Regions from separate parts of the Homo sapiens genome. Here region 2 is linked to region 1. A link is a loop called in an ENCODE intact Hi-C map of the cell type or tissue named here. Cell type or tissue: mammary epithelial cell. All regions are shown on one strand.

Evidence for each region. Peaks named below come from ENCODE experiments on the same cell type or tissue, not always from the same donor. Only the 100,000 strongest peaks of a DNase experiment are listed, where the experiment ranks them.
Region 2: it touches region 1 in a loop (5-fold over the local background); 2 of 110 quality-filtered maps call a loop at or near these places.

What each region holds. Positions count from the first base shown.
Region 1 is chr2:70,336,469-70,344,468 of GRCh38, reverse strand. It overlaps the pseudogene BRD7P6. Among named protein-coding and RNA genes, the nearest start is that of FAM136A, 38 kb to the right of the region's middle. In mammary epithelial cell, a CTCF peak has its summit at 3,102 (motif pointing left); DNase peaks (open chromatin) are centred at 8 and 3,098; H3K27ac peaks cover 913 bases.
Region 2 is chr2:70,433,293-70,441,292 of GRCh38, reverse strand. It overlaps the pseudogene TRUND-NNN9-1. Among named protein-coding and RNA genes, the nearest start is that of TGFA-IT1, 44 kb to the left of the region's middle. In mammary epithelial cell, no CTCF peak of the experiment used is centred here; no DNase peak of the experiment used is centred here.

The DNA of each region.
Region 1 (8,000 bases):
AATGATTAGTCATTCATTCATTTATTCACTCATTCAGACATGCAGGCAGTCAATGAATCACATCTACAGAGGATTGGCCACAGGGAAGGCACTGAGCAGTAAGCACTGGAGATTCAACAGTGAACAAGTTCCTGTCCCCACCCTGAAGGCACTTCTGACTGATGAGTGACACAGGCAAGATGAGCACAGAGAGACAAGGAGGCACAGGACCCCGTGGTCATCCAGGCTCTAGGCAGTAGAAGTGGCACATTGGAGGGAAGTGGCAAGGAAGCCCTCCCTCTGGAAATGATTTGGCTGTGGCTGGCATCACCCAGGTCCCTCCAAATGCCTTCCTTTCAGCTGTACCCCAAGACCCATCTTGGCTACTTACAGTCCCCTTCCTCTAAGCAGCAAGTTCTTCTCCATCTCAGCTGCAGCCACTCTGACTTCTGGATTCTCCTCACTCCAGTCCAAGCAGTGAAGTAAGACAGTCTTCCCGGCTCCCTTTTTCTGTTACTTCTCAAAAAATAAAGTACCCAGGCATCTCAGTTTTAAGGATTTGACTGCTAATTACTATAAGGTCATAGGGGACATAAAAAGTGATAAAATGGGTCTGTGTTAGTTACAAAGATTCCAAAATCTTACCACATTCTTAAAGTCCTGATCTTGAGTCAGGAGTTCCTGACTTTCTCTGAGATAGTAAATGAAATGATGATGATGATAATAATAATAGGAGGGGCCAGGCGTGGTGTCTCATGCCTGTAATCCTAGCACTTTGGGAAGCTGAGGCGAGTGGATCACTTGAGTTCAAAACCAGCCTGGCCAACATGGTGAAACCCCATCTCTACCAAAAATATTAAAAATTAGATGGGTGTGGTGGCACGCACCTGTAATCCCAGCTACTCAGGAGGCTGAGGCAGGAGAATCACTTGAACCCAGGAGGCAGAGGTTGCAGTGAGCCGAGATTGTGCCACTGCACTCCAGCCTGGGCAACAGAGTAAGACTCCACCTCAAAAAAATAATAACAGCAGGTATTGGGTGTCTAGGATTTCCAGGTACTTTGCATTCCACAGATATACAAATTTAATAGAATTATCCCCTTTTTGCAGATGAAGAAACAAAGGCTTATACAAAGTGGCTTGTCCAGGGGTGCAAAGCTAGAAAGACATGGATGGTAGGGCCCTGCTATTTGCACTGCACCCCACTCCACGTGTATTCCTGAAGGCAGAGTTCACCACCTCCCCCTCCTCCCTTTGACTAGACCTTGGGCAAAGGTCTGAGGGACCCATTCCCCCATGCTAGCCCCTCTTCCCAGACTCAAAACAGAATCATGGTTGCTTTCCCTTGTTTCAAGTAGGCAACCAGCCTCATCAAGGGTCCCTGGGCTAGGCGATGCCAGGCTGCTCTGAGCTTCAGGACTGACCTGGATTCCTTACCTTCCTTTTCCTCACAAGCACATTCTTATGCTCAGGTAAGCAAGGAACTCACTCAACAAGGAAGAGGTTGGAGCCTGCAAATAAGGATGTTTTCTGTTTCACATACTGTTGTAAGGATAAAATCATTTTTGTGAAAACATGTGACACAGAGTAGGTACTAGATATGTGTGAGTTGATGCTAAACAGGCTTTTCACTCATCTCTAACAAACTCTTCTCAAGCCATCTACCCAATCCTCACTGCTCACTTGAACTAGCTCAGCAGACCACCCCCTCTCCCTAAATCTTCATCTCTTCCTGGTTTTATTAGTTCCCATCTCTCTCAGAAGGAACACCCACCTTACCCCTCTAAGGCTGACCCCTCCATCTGGATGCTGGACCCCATGCCTCACACCAGGCCGTATCAGTTATTCCTCTTTTTTTGTTCGCTTTTTTTTTTTTTTTTTTTTTTTTGAGACGGAGTCTCACTCTGTCTCCCAGGCTGGAGTGTAGTGGTGCGATCTCCTGTATTCAAGCAATTCAGCCTCCTGTGTTCAAGCAATTGTCATGCCTCAGCTTCCGAGTAGCTGGGATTACAGGCATGCGCCACCACACCCAGCTAATTTTTGTATGTTTAGTAGAGATGGGCTTTCGCCATGTTGGCCAGGCTGGTCTCAAACTCCTGGTCTCAAGTGATCCGCCGGCTTTGGCCTCCTGAAGTACTGGGATTACAGGCATGAGCCACCACGCCCAGCCCAGTTATTCCCTTTTAGTCTTTGGTTTCTCATTCCATCTCCTTTCCCTTGCCTATGTGCCAGCTTAGTCTCACCCAAGATTTAAAAAACAAAAACCTCATGACCCTTCCCTCTTCTCAAGTTATAGCCCTTCACTCCTCCCTCCCATCTCTACTGCACTCCCTAAATGCCCTGCCTACCTGGTTTCCTGCAAATGGCATCATAAAAGTCACCAGGGACCTCCTCATTGCCACATCTGATGGTTCCCTTTTTTCTTGATTTTGCAGCTGCACTTGACCCTGAGGGCCACTGCCTCCTAGAAACCATCCCAGCCCATGCCACCATCTCACTGGGTTTGCTCCTGCATCTCTGACCGTGCCTTCCCAGCCTCCTCTGCCACCTCTTTTTCTCTTTAAATGTGGAAGCCCCAGTTTTCTTTCCTTGGCCCCTTTCTCCTTATTTATCACTCTTCCTGGACAATCACATCCACTCATACATCTGCATCAGTCTTCCAAGTCATCATTGCCAGCACCCAAGCACCAGAAGTATGGAGCCAGCCATGCTTTGGTGGAAATTGTGGGTACTGTGAGGGTGCTAGGCTTGGTGCTATCCTTCCCAAAGCTCAGACTTCTGCCTGGTGACCCATGGACACTTTATTCTTAGCTGTCAAATTGATCCATGGGCAAGGACTTCTGCTAGGCACTGGGGAGAATGCACAGAGGCTTAAAGCCCTGCAAGCTGGTCACTAGCCCCCCTTCTCCTTTGCTGGGTTCCCCTCCCTTAGGACATCCACATGGCCACACCCCCCCATCACTGCCATCACAAGTTCTATGCAACAGAAGGAATGATCAATTCAAAAAGGATAAGCCGCCCCTTTGCCAACACCCAAATTCCTTATTCTGTCTCCCCAACACACTTCCCATCACTCCACCCCATTCCCCAGTCAAATGGATCCAGCGTCACATGACAACAGTGCCCTCTAGAGGAGTACTTTTCAAATTGCAGTGGTGCTCTCGATGTGGCTAATTCATTTTCCAAAGGTGACTCGTATGTCCCATCCCACCTGCTGTTCTTACAATGGGACTTTGACACTCCACCCATTATGAAGTAGAGTCTATGTTCCCTTCGCTGCATTGGAGTGGGCTTGTGATTCTGGAGAAAATGATGCTATATGACTTCCACTTGGAGCTCTGAGGCACCTTAATCAGTTCAACTGCCCTGAGGCTGCCATGCACAAGGAAGCCCACACTGAGACCACACGGGGATGCTACCTGGAGAGAGAGATAGCTAATTCAGTCTGTCACTTCCAGCCCCAGCTACTGACCACAGTCACATGAGACACCTAAATCAGAACGGCCCTACTGAGCCCTTCCCAAATTGCTGCCCCAAAGAAACCATGAAAGATACTGAAATAATTACTGTTGCTTTAGGTCATCATGTTGGAATGATTTGTTATGCAGCAATAGATAACTAGATCAGTGGGTCATGAAATCATTCAAGTGTGTCATGACCAGCATTGATTTTTAAGAATTAACTGGTAGAGAACAGAATAGAATGGAAAATGTAATAACAAAAGTTTTGTGGAGAAACTTTTTTCAATAAATGTGTGTGTTTGCATATGTGTATACTGGATCAAGTAATAAAATGTATTTGTTTCTGTGCATCATGTAAAGTTTTTAAAGTTTTAAGAAGCTAGATTATTGTTGCAATTCCAGAAACTACAAAAACCAAACTCCACTAGGATCATCTCAGTGAGTCAAAGAGGCTGGAAATTATAGTACCTTATAAGCAAGTTACAGGTGCACCCATTTAGCTTTGTCATCTAAAGCAGAGGAACAGAAATGCCTTCTGCTTGTGAGAACAAGAAGGGAGGCAACTCCTAGAAAAGCGGTGTTCTAGATGGTTCTTGGATACTTTTACTATAATACTTGGTGCCTTGATCCTCTCAGTAATTAATGGAATTTCTGAGACAGTTTGATGGTATGTTTCTCCATAAAACTCCTGCATCAGCATCACATGGGGGCTTGTAAAAACACAGATCCCTTGGCCACAGTTCAAACGTAAGGCAGGGGGCCCAAGACTCTGTATCTTAACCCAGCCCCCCAAAGGAATTATAAACGCACTAAAGTTTGAGATCTACTGAGTCATAGGGAGGATTGTATGAGTATTGAAACTTAGGGCTGGGCATGGTGGCTCACGCCCATAATCCCAGTGCTTTGGGAGAACATGGAAGGAGGATTACTTGAGCCAGGAGGTCAAGACCAGCCTGGGCAACATAGCGAGACCCCATCTCTTTAAAAAAAAATTTTAGGTTAACTGTCATGCAAAGGCCTGCACTCCAGCCTGGGTGACAGGAGACCCTGTCTTTAAAAAAAAAAAAAAAAAGTTAACTCATCCAAAGACCTAATTGGTCAGAATCCTGAGACATCTTCACTGCACCACGGATGTAACCGGAAATAGCCCTGATTGTCAAGAAAGCTCATCCAGGCCTCCTGTAAAGTAAAAAGCAAGGCTGGAAATGCCTTCATTTCTTTAAAAAGAGGTTGTATTTCTGAGGAGTGTGTGTGTGTGTGCATGCACATGTGTGTATGTCTGTGTCTGTGTCTGGCTGTATGTGTCTGTGTATCTGGGTATGTGTGTGGCTGTGGCAGAAGTCCTGAAAAGGTTCGTTAGACAAGGCGTTTCCTGATAAGCTCCAGGACAGGCCTATCTATTCAGAATACTTTAAGCCTTGTCATACCTGCATGTTTTTCTCGTTCACTCACTGCACACACAGGTACACACACATGCATGCTCAGACTTTACTTTGATTGGTAGGTAACTAAATTCCTACTAGATAAAGTCTCTGCCTCTTTCTTCTTTTTTCTTTCCCAGAATTACATCCATATTAGTATAAATTCACTGGCCTAAAAGAAACGTTAGAGATCCTAAAATTCAGTGCTTTCTTAAGAAATTTGACAAGAACACTTTGTTAAAATCATCATCATGCCTTGACAGAATGCTGGTAGGTCACTTGGATTCAATTAAGCAGACAAAATTGTCTCATAGGAGAGTTAAATGCTCAACAAGATGCAAAGTTTATTTACATGTTGTTTTATCTCATAATAAAGTGAAAATATTAGATTAAATCATTTTATTGCATTAAGAATGAAAAGCACAATTTATGACAAAAAAAGTGTAATAATTACAAGACAAGAGACCTAACATAGAGCAGTACCATCAACCCCACTATCAGTTGGTAATCAGTGCCTATCTCTGCCTAGCAAGCTCAACCTCATGTTTCCAGGCCTGGGTCACTGTTCCTTAAGGATAGTTTATTATGTAAAAAAATATACACACACAATATATATATGTCTTTCTATTTTATTACATGTTCTTCAATACATGTAAGAAAAAATACTGTCTGGATTGCTTTGAGAGTTTGGTTTTGGTTTTAGAATGTTTGAGTTGGTTTTAGGATGTTTAGGATCACTTCACAGATGAGAGATTTAGAAACACTGATTTAACCTCATCTTCAGTGGGGAAAACTGAAGCCAAGAAGGGGAAATAACCTGCCCAAGATGGTAAGTCATTCTTTGCTTCAGGTTTTCAGGAAGAAAACACTTAGAGAAGATTCACGGGCATGCTAAGTACCTGCTGGTCTCTGATCCCGAGGGGAGTCTGGGGCCCACGAGGGGCCAGTGGCTGCTGGGAGTCACAGGCAGAATCAGAAGAAATTCCTGGAATTTGTATATATATATATATATATTTTTTTTTTTCCTTTTTTGTAGAGATGGAGTCTCACTGTGTTAGCCAGGCTGGTCTCAAACTCCTGGCCTCAAGCAATCCTCTGGCCTCGGCCTCCCAAAGTGCTGGGACTACAGACATAAGCCACCATGCTGGAATTTTTAAGATGTTGAGTATTTAAAACAGAGATCACGGCCGGTTGCAGTGGCTCATGCCTGTAATCCCAACACTCTGGGAGGCCAAGGTGGGCAAATCATCTGAGGTCAGGAGTTCAAGACCAGCCTGGCCAACATGGCGAAACCCCATCTCTACTAAAAATAAAGAAGCTAGCCGGGCATGATGGTGTGTGCCTGTAGTCCCAGCTACTTGGGAGGCCAAGCCACGAGAATGGCTTGAACCCAGGAAGCAGAGGTTGCAGTGAGCAGAGATCGCACCACTGCACTCCAGCCTGAGTGACAGAGTGAGACCCTGTCTCAAAAAATAATAATAATAATTAAATTTTTAAAAACAGAGATCAGGTCCTTGGCCATTATTTAGAGATTTGATTATTAATATGCATAACCATCTAGGGAGTTTATAAATAACCTTCAGTCTAATTGGGTGGGCCTAAATTGCCTCAATGTGTCCTTAGTCCCAGCAAGCAATAGACTCAAAGTGTGGGCAGGCTCCCACTTGCTGTGACGAAGCTGGCAGAAGCCACAACAAAGTCAGATCCATTCAGCTCGACTAGGCATAGCTCCATTGAGCAAATATTTTAAAATATTTTCTTAGTTTGTTTTGGGGGTTTTTTGGTTATTGTTTTTGTTTTTTGAGACAGGGTCTTGCTCTGTCACCCAGCCTGGAGTGCAGAGGCACAATCACATCTCACTGCAGCCTTGACCTCCCTGGGATCAGCTGATCCTCCCGCCTCAGCCTTCCAAGTAGCTGAGACTACAAGCATGTGCCAATATGCCTGACTAATTTGGGGCAGGAGGGTTGGTGTGGTTGTTTTTTTGTTTGTCTGTTTGTTTGTTTGTTTTGTAGAGATGGGATTTCACCATGTTGCCCAGGCTGGTCTCAAACTCCTAGGCTCAAGCGATCCACCCGCCTCAGTCTCCCAAAGTGCAGGGCTTACAGGCGTTGAGCTACCATGCCTGGCCCAAAATATTTTTTAAATTAAAAAAATTCCAGGCTGGACACGGTGGCTCATGCCTGTAATCCCAGCACTTTGGGAGGCCAAGGCAGGTGAATCACCTGAGGTCAGGAGTCAAGACCATCCTGGCCAACATGGCGAAAACTGTCTCTACTAAAAATACAAAAATTAGCTAGGCACGGTGGCGCATGCCTGTAACCCCAGCTACTAGGGGGGTTGAGGCAGGAGGATCACTTGAACCTGGGAGATGGAGGCTGCAGTGAGCCGAGATCGTGCCACTGCAATCCAGCCTGGGCAACAGAGCGAGACTCGGTCTAAAAAAAAAAATTCCAGGAATAGCTTTAGTACTTCTGATTCTACCTGTGACTCCCATCAGCCCACTGGTCCCTCATGGGCGCCAAGCCACCCCGATTTCCCTGCACTAACACCAGGAAGCTGGTGAAAAGCTGGCACCCTGGTTATAACCTTACATACAGTGACCCCTGCTACTGGGACCTGGAGACACATGCAAAACTATGGTGCCAACTTCAGGTTCATTCATTCTCCCTGTGCCCAAGGGACTTGCCTAAGCCCTCACTCACCCACCAGCAAAGCCCACAGGTTGGCATTGGTTGGTTGTCAGATTCCAATTGTGGATTAGAAGGTGTGACACAGTAGAGAAGTCTAGAAAGCAAGGGATGGTTGGAAAGGCATGGTAGTGAGCACAGAAACCCAAAGGGACCCCCCCACCCCGCCCGCCACCAGCAGAGGGTGTAGTCTCCGATAGTGCAGCCTAGAGCAGGTATATTCAAACTTAAGGAATGTGTAGAATTTTTTTTTTTTTTTTTTTAGAAAGGGTCTTGCTTTATTGCCTAGGCTGGAGTGCAGAGGCACGATGATGGCTCACTGCAGCCTCAAACTCCCACACCCAAGCAATCCTCCTACCTCCTACCTCAGCAGCAGCCCCTTCAGCCTCCAGTAGCTGGGACTACAGGTGCATGCCACAATGCCTGGCTAATTTTTAAAAAATTTTTTGT
Region 2 (8,000 bases), 97 kb before region 1:
AAAAAATCGTCAGAGATATGAGGCTTTGGGTGGACCACCGTATGTCTCTGGAGGTAAGAGAACAGTGTCATATGGGATCCCTGGGTCTTGTGGGACTGCATTATTGGTATGTTGTGTTGGGTGCTATAATCAGACCCCTTGAAGGTCAAATAGGTCTTTGCGACCCTCCCTGGTTCCCCATCTACCATGAGGAGCTTTGCTTCTAGGCAAAAATACATTGTATGTTCTGACCCATGACTTACCAAGAATTCTGTCACAGCCTAGGTGGATTTGACAAAAATTTTTAATCACATCCATTCTACCCTCTGTGTTAGTCTCACACAGAAGAGTTAACTCTTTAGAGAATGGTTATGATTTCATAGCTCTTTTTATTTGCTGTCTGACAGTCTACACCCCAGCAACCTGCCAACAGGAAGCAGCCTGGCCTGAGCCCTGAGCTCAGACTAGAGTGGAGGAAGTTGCACACAAAGACAAAGGAGAGGAGAAAGATGGGAGGAGGTTTCTCAGAAAGCTTTCCTCTACAAGATTTCCTTCTTGTGGTTGGTTTCTTTGAAGTCTAATCTGCTCCCTTGAGAGGCCTCTGATCCAAACAGGCAATGATGTGAATATAATCTCTATCAGCCAAAACAGAACATCTATTTAGTGTTAGGAATAGGCAGAACAATGAGTCTAAGAGCGACCCAGCAACTGAGTTTGCTACAAAATTCTGTCCCTCCTCTACAATACAAAATTTTTAAATCTGGGTTCCCCCAAAGACAGGGCCTCAGATAATAATTTGGGGCAGATCTTTTATTTTAGAGGCAATCTCAGGAAGCAGGAGTGAGAGACTAAGAAGACTGAGACAGAGAATGAGGAAAAGTCAGCAATGGGAAATTAGCAGTGAGCTGACTACCAATATGCAAAATTGGGACTCAATCCTACTGGACACTCACTGAGGAAATATGTAGAATGCCACCTCTGAATTGAGCCTCTGAACATCAGAAGGCATTAACTACTGACTTCCATCACCCAATGGTGAGAGTTGCCATAGGGTCATTAATCCTCCACCCCCACCACACACACACACACACACACACAGCACAAATCTTAGGGGCCTGATACGTGACACTGCTACTGAGCACAGGAAGCTTTTCCAAAGCTGCAACTGAAATTAGGTGGTCTGAGGGCGTATGATGTGGCGAAAATAGCATCTGCTACAATTATTAATTTTTAACAATAAAATTGTAATAATCAGTTTTTTCATGAAATTCAGATTCTCTTCTCATAACCAAAAGTTCTTTTGAAGATGCAGATATTCTGATTCCGTAGAATACCGATTCAAGCAATGGCCATTGGGCGTTCTGCCAAATGTGGATTCTGTGTGCCTCTAACACCTTCCAAGATGTCGGCCAGAGACCCTCCCTTCTTCCCAGATATCCCGTCCCTTTGTTCCAGACGCAGTTACTGGACTGTGGCAGGCCCTGAGGACCCTGAGGGGTCAATGTATTGGTCACACAAGTCATAGGTCTCTGGTTAGTCCATGAATTCCTTTGAAGAAGAAAGTCTGTGACAGAGAAAATGGGGCTGAGGGAATGGGGCCATCAATGGTGGGCCATGAGCAAGCAGGTGGCTAAGCTGAGGAAGCCATTTTGCAAAAGGAAACAATGAGGCAGATTCACAGAGAAAAAGAAACAGCACGTCTAATAGGAAGAGAGAAAGTCACACCCATTCTCAAGCACTTTTTCGTTCTTGTTCTTGTGGTACCTGGCTCACAGCCACCTCTGCTCTATTGAGCCCTGAGCCTTTACAAGAATCCTCTTTTCAGCCCAGCGCAGTGGCTCACGCCTGTAATCCCAGCACTTTGGGAGGCCAAGGCAGGCAGATCACTTGAGGTCAGGAGTTCAAGACCAGCCTGGCCAATGTAGCGAAACCCCATCTCTACTAAAAATATAAAAATTAGCCGGGTGTGGTGGCACATACCTGTAATCCAGGATACTCAGGAGGCTGAGGCACGAGAATTGCCTGAACCCGGGAGGTGGAGGTTGCAATGAGCCGAGACCATGCCACTGCATTCCAGCCTGGGTGACAGAGCAAGACTCCATCTCAAAAAAACAAACAAACAAACAAAAAAATCCTCTTTTCACCTGAGCCAGCTTGAATGCATTTTTATTTCCTAAAACCAAAAGAGCCTGGACTAGAACAAATGCCTCTTGGGTATCTCTTAAGGTAAATCATATGGGCTCCCCACTATTATTTATAAGGTAACACATTATATCAATATTAAATTATATCAAAATTAAATTGTATTAACATTAAACCTTGCTTTTCTGAAAAATTCTTTCTCACACCCCACCCCAGCCCTTCTATGACTGGCTCCTTTTCCTTCAGGTCTCAGTTAAATGTCACCTCAAGAGACTCCTACATGTAAGTCCACTCCACTACCCTGAATACCCCTTCCACTCTAGTTATTCTCCATCCAATATTATGTTCATTTCCTTCATAGAACTTACCACAATTTATATTATATGTATATTTTTTACTAGGTTAATATCTGTCTTCTCCACTAGATAGTAAGCTCCATGAAGGTAGGAATTATATCTGTCTTCTTCACCACTAAATATTTGACATCAAGCTCAATACTTGACACATAGTAGACGACCAAATTGGATGGGTGGATGGATAGACGGATGGATGGATGGATGGACAGATGGATGGACGTCTAAATTCCTGGATAAATTGGATGGATAAATTTACCAGATAGTGTATCATTTTTTAGAAATATTGTAGGATTCTACTCACTGGTATTTTCTTAAGGACTTTTGCACCTAAATTCTATATCCACTGAAAATATCCTAAATTAATACAGAATAGGGACACTTTGCAGCCAAACAAAAGGGGAAATAATTCAGCAGAAAAAGCTACACACTACAAGTTATACTAAATGGTACTCTTCAGGCAGGAACATGATCTCACATGGGATGACAAAGGAATAAACAGTATCAGAAAGAATAACTGTAAACAGGCCGGGTGCGATGGCTCATGCCTGTAATCCCAGCACTTTGGGAGGCTGAGGCAGGTGGATCACCTGAAGTCAGGAGTTCAAGACCAGCCTAATATAGTGAAACCCTGTCTCTACTAAAAATATAAAAAGTAGCTGGGCCTGGTGGCCGGCGCCTGTAGTCCCAGCTACTTGGGAGGCTGAAACAGGAGAATTACTTGCACCTGGGAGGCAGAGGTTGCAGTGAGCCAAGATCACACCACTGCACTCCAGCCTGGACAACAGAGCAAGACTCCATCTCAAAAAAAAAAAAAAAGAATAACCATAAACAAATATAAAACAATAAAAACAATAATGTCTTATGTGGTATAAAAATATTTAAAGAACTAAAATACCCAACAGCAATAACATATATACTAGGGAAGGGGCATGGGCAAATAGAGGTAAAGTGTTCAAAGACCTCTTCCATTGCTTAGAAAGTGGTAAGTCTATTCATTTTTATTAGACCTTAATAACTCAAGAATGCATGTTGTAATCTCTAAAGTAACCATTAAAATAAAAGTAAAATAATGTATAACCAATAATCTAAAAGGAGGGGGAAATGGGAAAATAAAAAGAACTTAATTGAACCAAAATAAAGCACAAAAGGAGAGAAAAAGAAACATTAAAAAATGTGACAAATGAGAGATTTCGACCCAACTAAATTGGTAACTATATTAAATGTAAATAAACTAAACATTCCAATTAAAATTCAAACACTGGATTAAAAAATAAACCTGACTATGTACTGCTTATAAGAAATGCACCTGAAAAATATGGACCCAGAAAAATTAAAGGTAAAAAGGTAGAAAAAAATAGACTATAAAAATGCCAACTAAAAGAAATCTAGTGTAGCTATACTCACATAAGATAAATTCACCAGGAAGATATAAAAATACATAAAAATCTGTATGTGTGTAGCTAATAGCATAAGGTATTCAAAAAATATAAAGCAGAAATGAACAGTTTGGAATCTCCCTAACAGGTAAGGTACTGTTTAGAAAGCAGAAAAACATTTATACCCATGGACGCTTAATTTCCAGGAACAAAATTGGAAGGGAGATAAGGGGAACCAACTTCTTGGGCACACCCTGAAAGTAGACAGAAGTGTACCTATGCTCAGAGAAAGTATTAGTATTTACAATAAGTGAATGGAGCTTCCACGGCTTTTCTCCTAGCCTTTGAAGCAAAAGAACATGTTAAAGACCCTATGACAAATCTAACCCAGATATTTTCCCAGCCCTCCTCCCAAATGCAGCCTGAAATCTCCCTGTTTCCTTCTTGATAATCTGTGTGAGAAACTCAGGGATACCAAATAACTTCTCTGTGAAGCCCCCAAAGCCAGCAGTCTCCTGACCACTCCTCTGCCACTGATCTTCACTGCACTGTAGCTTAGTGGTCAGAGCACAGCTTAGAAGTCAGTCCGCCTAGGCTCAAATCCCAGCTCTGTCACTTGTTAGCTGTGTGAACTTGAGTGAGTTATTTAATGTCTATGCACCTCACTTTCCTCCACTGTAAAATGCAGATACTTTAAAGAATGGTGGTGGAGATTAAACATGCACATTTTGTAAAGATTAGAACAGTATCTAGCACAGAGTGTTGTCTATCATTTTTTATCTCCTTCATCTTTTATGTTTTGATCTAATGCTGTCTTCAGCTGGGTCAGAAATACGTTCCAAACATTCTGCGACCTTCTTCCACCCACCTAAGGATCTATGAATATACAGTAAAGACCCCTCAGCTGAATATGACTGGCTGCTCTATATGGGGCTTAATTATGGCCACACCCAAGCCTTATTCCCTCAATATATATTCATATGTATACCAGGTTATCTCCATTCTGGGAAAGAAATTACAAATGATGTAACTCTGGCAAAGGCATATTAAACCCCCAATTTCAATGCTATGGTTTTTGAGTTGAGTTTTGAGAGGTCATAAACATCCTCAAAAGCATTTAATCTGTAACTTTATGATGTTTCCTTAAATGACTATTTAAGATATTGACGTAGGATAAAAGGCATATCTCAAACTCTAGATGCAGTCTTTTTTTCACAAAACCATGTACATTGAAATAGAGAAAACTCTAAAGGTGACCCACCAAAAGTGTACAATTTACATTCTCTAAAGATAATATGCTGAAACTAGAAGTTAATAATATGAATTTAGCTAGCTACAACAATAACAATAGCAACTCAATGTTTTTATTAAGCAAAGACATAAATAATTTTGGCCAGGAGAGATAAGTGGTACATGTCCACCCTCACCACTTCTATTCAACATTGTACTGGAGGTTCTAACCAGGGCAGTTAAGAAAGAAAAAATAAATAAAAGGAATCCATATTGGAAAGGATCTTTATTCATATAATAGATTATAGATCTTATATATAGGAAACCCTAAATAATCTACCTAAATATATATATCAGAACTAATAAATGAGTTCAGCAAGGTTACAGAATACAAGTTTAATACTTTTAAAAAACCATATTTCTATACACTTGCAATGAACAATCCAAACATAAAATTAAGAAAACAACTCACAACAGTAGCAAATAAAATACTTAGAAATAAACTTAACAAAAGAAGTGCAAAACTTATCCTCAGAAAACCACAAAAAAACTGTTGAAAACAACTAAGGAAGACCTAAATGAATGAAAAAATATTCCATGTTCATGGATTGGAAGACTTAATACTGTTAAGATGGCAATACTCCCCAAATTGATCTACAAACTCAGGCAATCCCTATCCGAATCTCAGCTGACTTCTTTGTGGAAACTAACAAGCTGATTCTAAAATTCATATGGAATTGCCAGGAATCCAGAATAGCCAAATCTTAAAAAAAGTAAAAAGTAAGAAGACTCACAGTTCCTGATTTCAAAACTACTATAAAACAATGAGAATCAAAGCAGTATGAAATTGGTGCAAGAACAGACAAAACAGACCTAAAAAATAGATGGATAGGATAGGGTAGGATAGGGTAGGGTAGGGTAGGGTAGGGTAGGGTAGGATAGGATATAGTATAGGATAGGATAGGATATAGGATAGGATAGGATAGGATATAGGATAGGATAGGATAGGATATAGGATAGGATAGGATAGGATACAGGATAGGATAGGATAGGATATAGGATAGGATAGGATAGGATATAGGATAGGATAGGATAGGATATAGGATAGGATAGGATAGGATAGGATAGGATAGGATAGGATAGGATATAGGATAGGATAGGATATAGGATAGGATAGGATAGGATAGGATATGGATAGGATAGGATAGGATAGGATAGGATATAGGATAGGATAGGATAAGATAGGATAGGATATAGGATAGGATAGGATAGGATATAGGATAGGATAGGATAGGATAGGATAGGATAGGATATAGGATAGGATAGGATAGGATATAGGATAGGATAGGATAGGATATAGGATAGGATAGGATAGGATATAGGATAGGATAGGATAGGATATAGGATAGGATAGGATAGGATATAGGATAGGAAAGGATAGGATATAGGATAGGATAGGATAGGATAGGATAGGATAGGATATAGGATAGGATAGGATAGGATATAGGATAGGATAGGATAGGATATAGGATAGGATAGGATAGGATATAGGATAGGATAGGACAGGATATAGGATAGGATAGGATAGGATATAGGATAGGATAGGATAGGATATAGGATAGGATAGGATATAGGATAGGATAGGATAGGATAGGATATAGGATAGGATAGGATAGGATATAGGATAGGATAGGATAGGATAGGATATAGGATAGGATAGGATATGGGATAGGATAGGATAGGATAGGATATGGGATAGGATAGGATAGGATATGGGATAGGATAGGATAGGATATGGGATAGGATAGGATAGGATATGGGATAGGATAGGATAGGATATGGGATAGGATAGGATATAGGATAGGGGATAGGATAGGATATGGGATATGGGATAGGATATAGGATAGGATAGGATGGGATAGGATATGGGATAGGATATGGGATAGGATATGGGATAGGATATGGGATAGGATATAGGATAGGATATAGGATAGGATATAGGATAGGATAGGATAGGATAGGATAGGATAGGATAGGATAGAATAGAATAGAATAGAATAGAATGTCCAGAAATAAAATCATACCTCTGTGGCTAACCAATCTTTGACAAAGGTACCAAGACAAGCCAATGGGGAAGGAATATTCTTTCCCAACAAATGGTGCTGAGACAACTAGATAATAACATGTAAAAGGATGAAGTTGGACCCCTATCTCAAATCACATACAACTCAAAATAGATAATATACCTAAATATAAAAGGTAAAAATATAAAAATCTTAGAAGAAAACAGGCATAAATCTTTGTGACATTGGGTTAAGCAATGATTCTTAAATACAACACCGAAGAAAAAATAGATAAGTTGAATGTCATTGAAATTAAAGTATTTTGTGCTCCAAGGAATACCATCAAGAAAGTGAAAAGATAATCTACAGAACGGGAGAAAATATTTTCAAATTATGTATCCAAGAGATAAGTATCTAAAATAAATAAAGAATTCATAACTTAACAATAAAAAGGCAAATAACCCAATTTAAAAATGGACAAAGGATTTGAATAAACATCTGTCCAAAGATATATGAATGGTCAACAAGCATATGAAAAGATGTTCAGCATCATTAGTTAACAGAGAAAAGCAAATCAAAACCACAATGAGATACCATTTTACATCCACTAGGGTGGCTAGAATCAAAAAGTCAGATAATAACAAGTGTTGACAAGGATGTGGAGGAATTAGAATCCTCATACATTGCTGGTGGGAATGTCAAATGATGCCGCCACTTTGGAAATAGTTTAGTGGTTCCTCAAATGATTAAACATAGAGTTACTATATGACTCAGAAATTCTACTCCTGGGTATATATATACACACACAAAAAAAGAAAATATATGTCCACACAAAAACTTGCACATAAATGTTC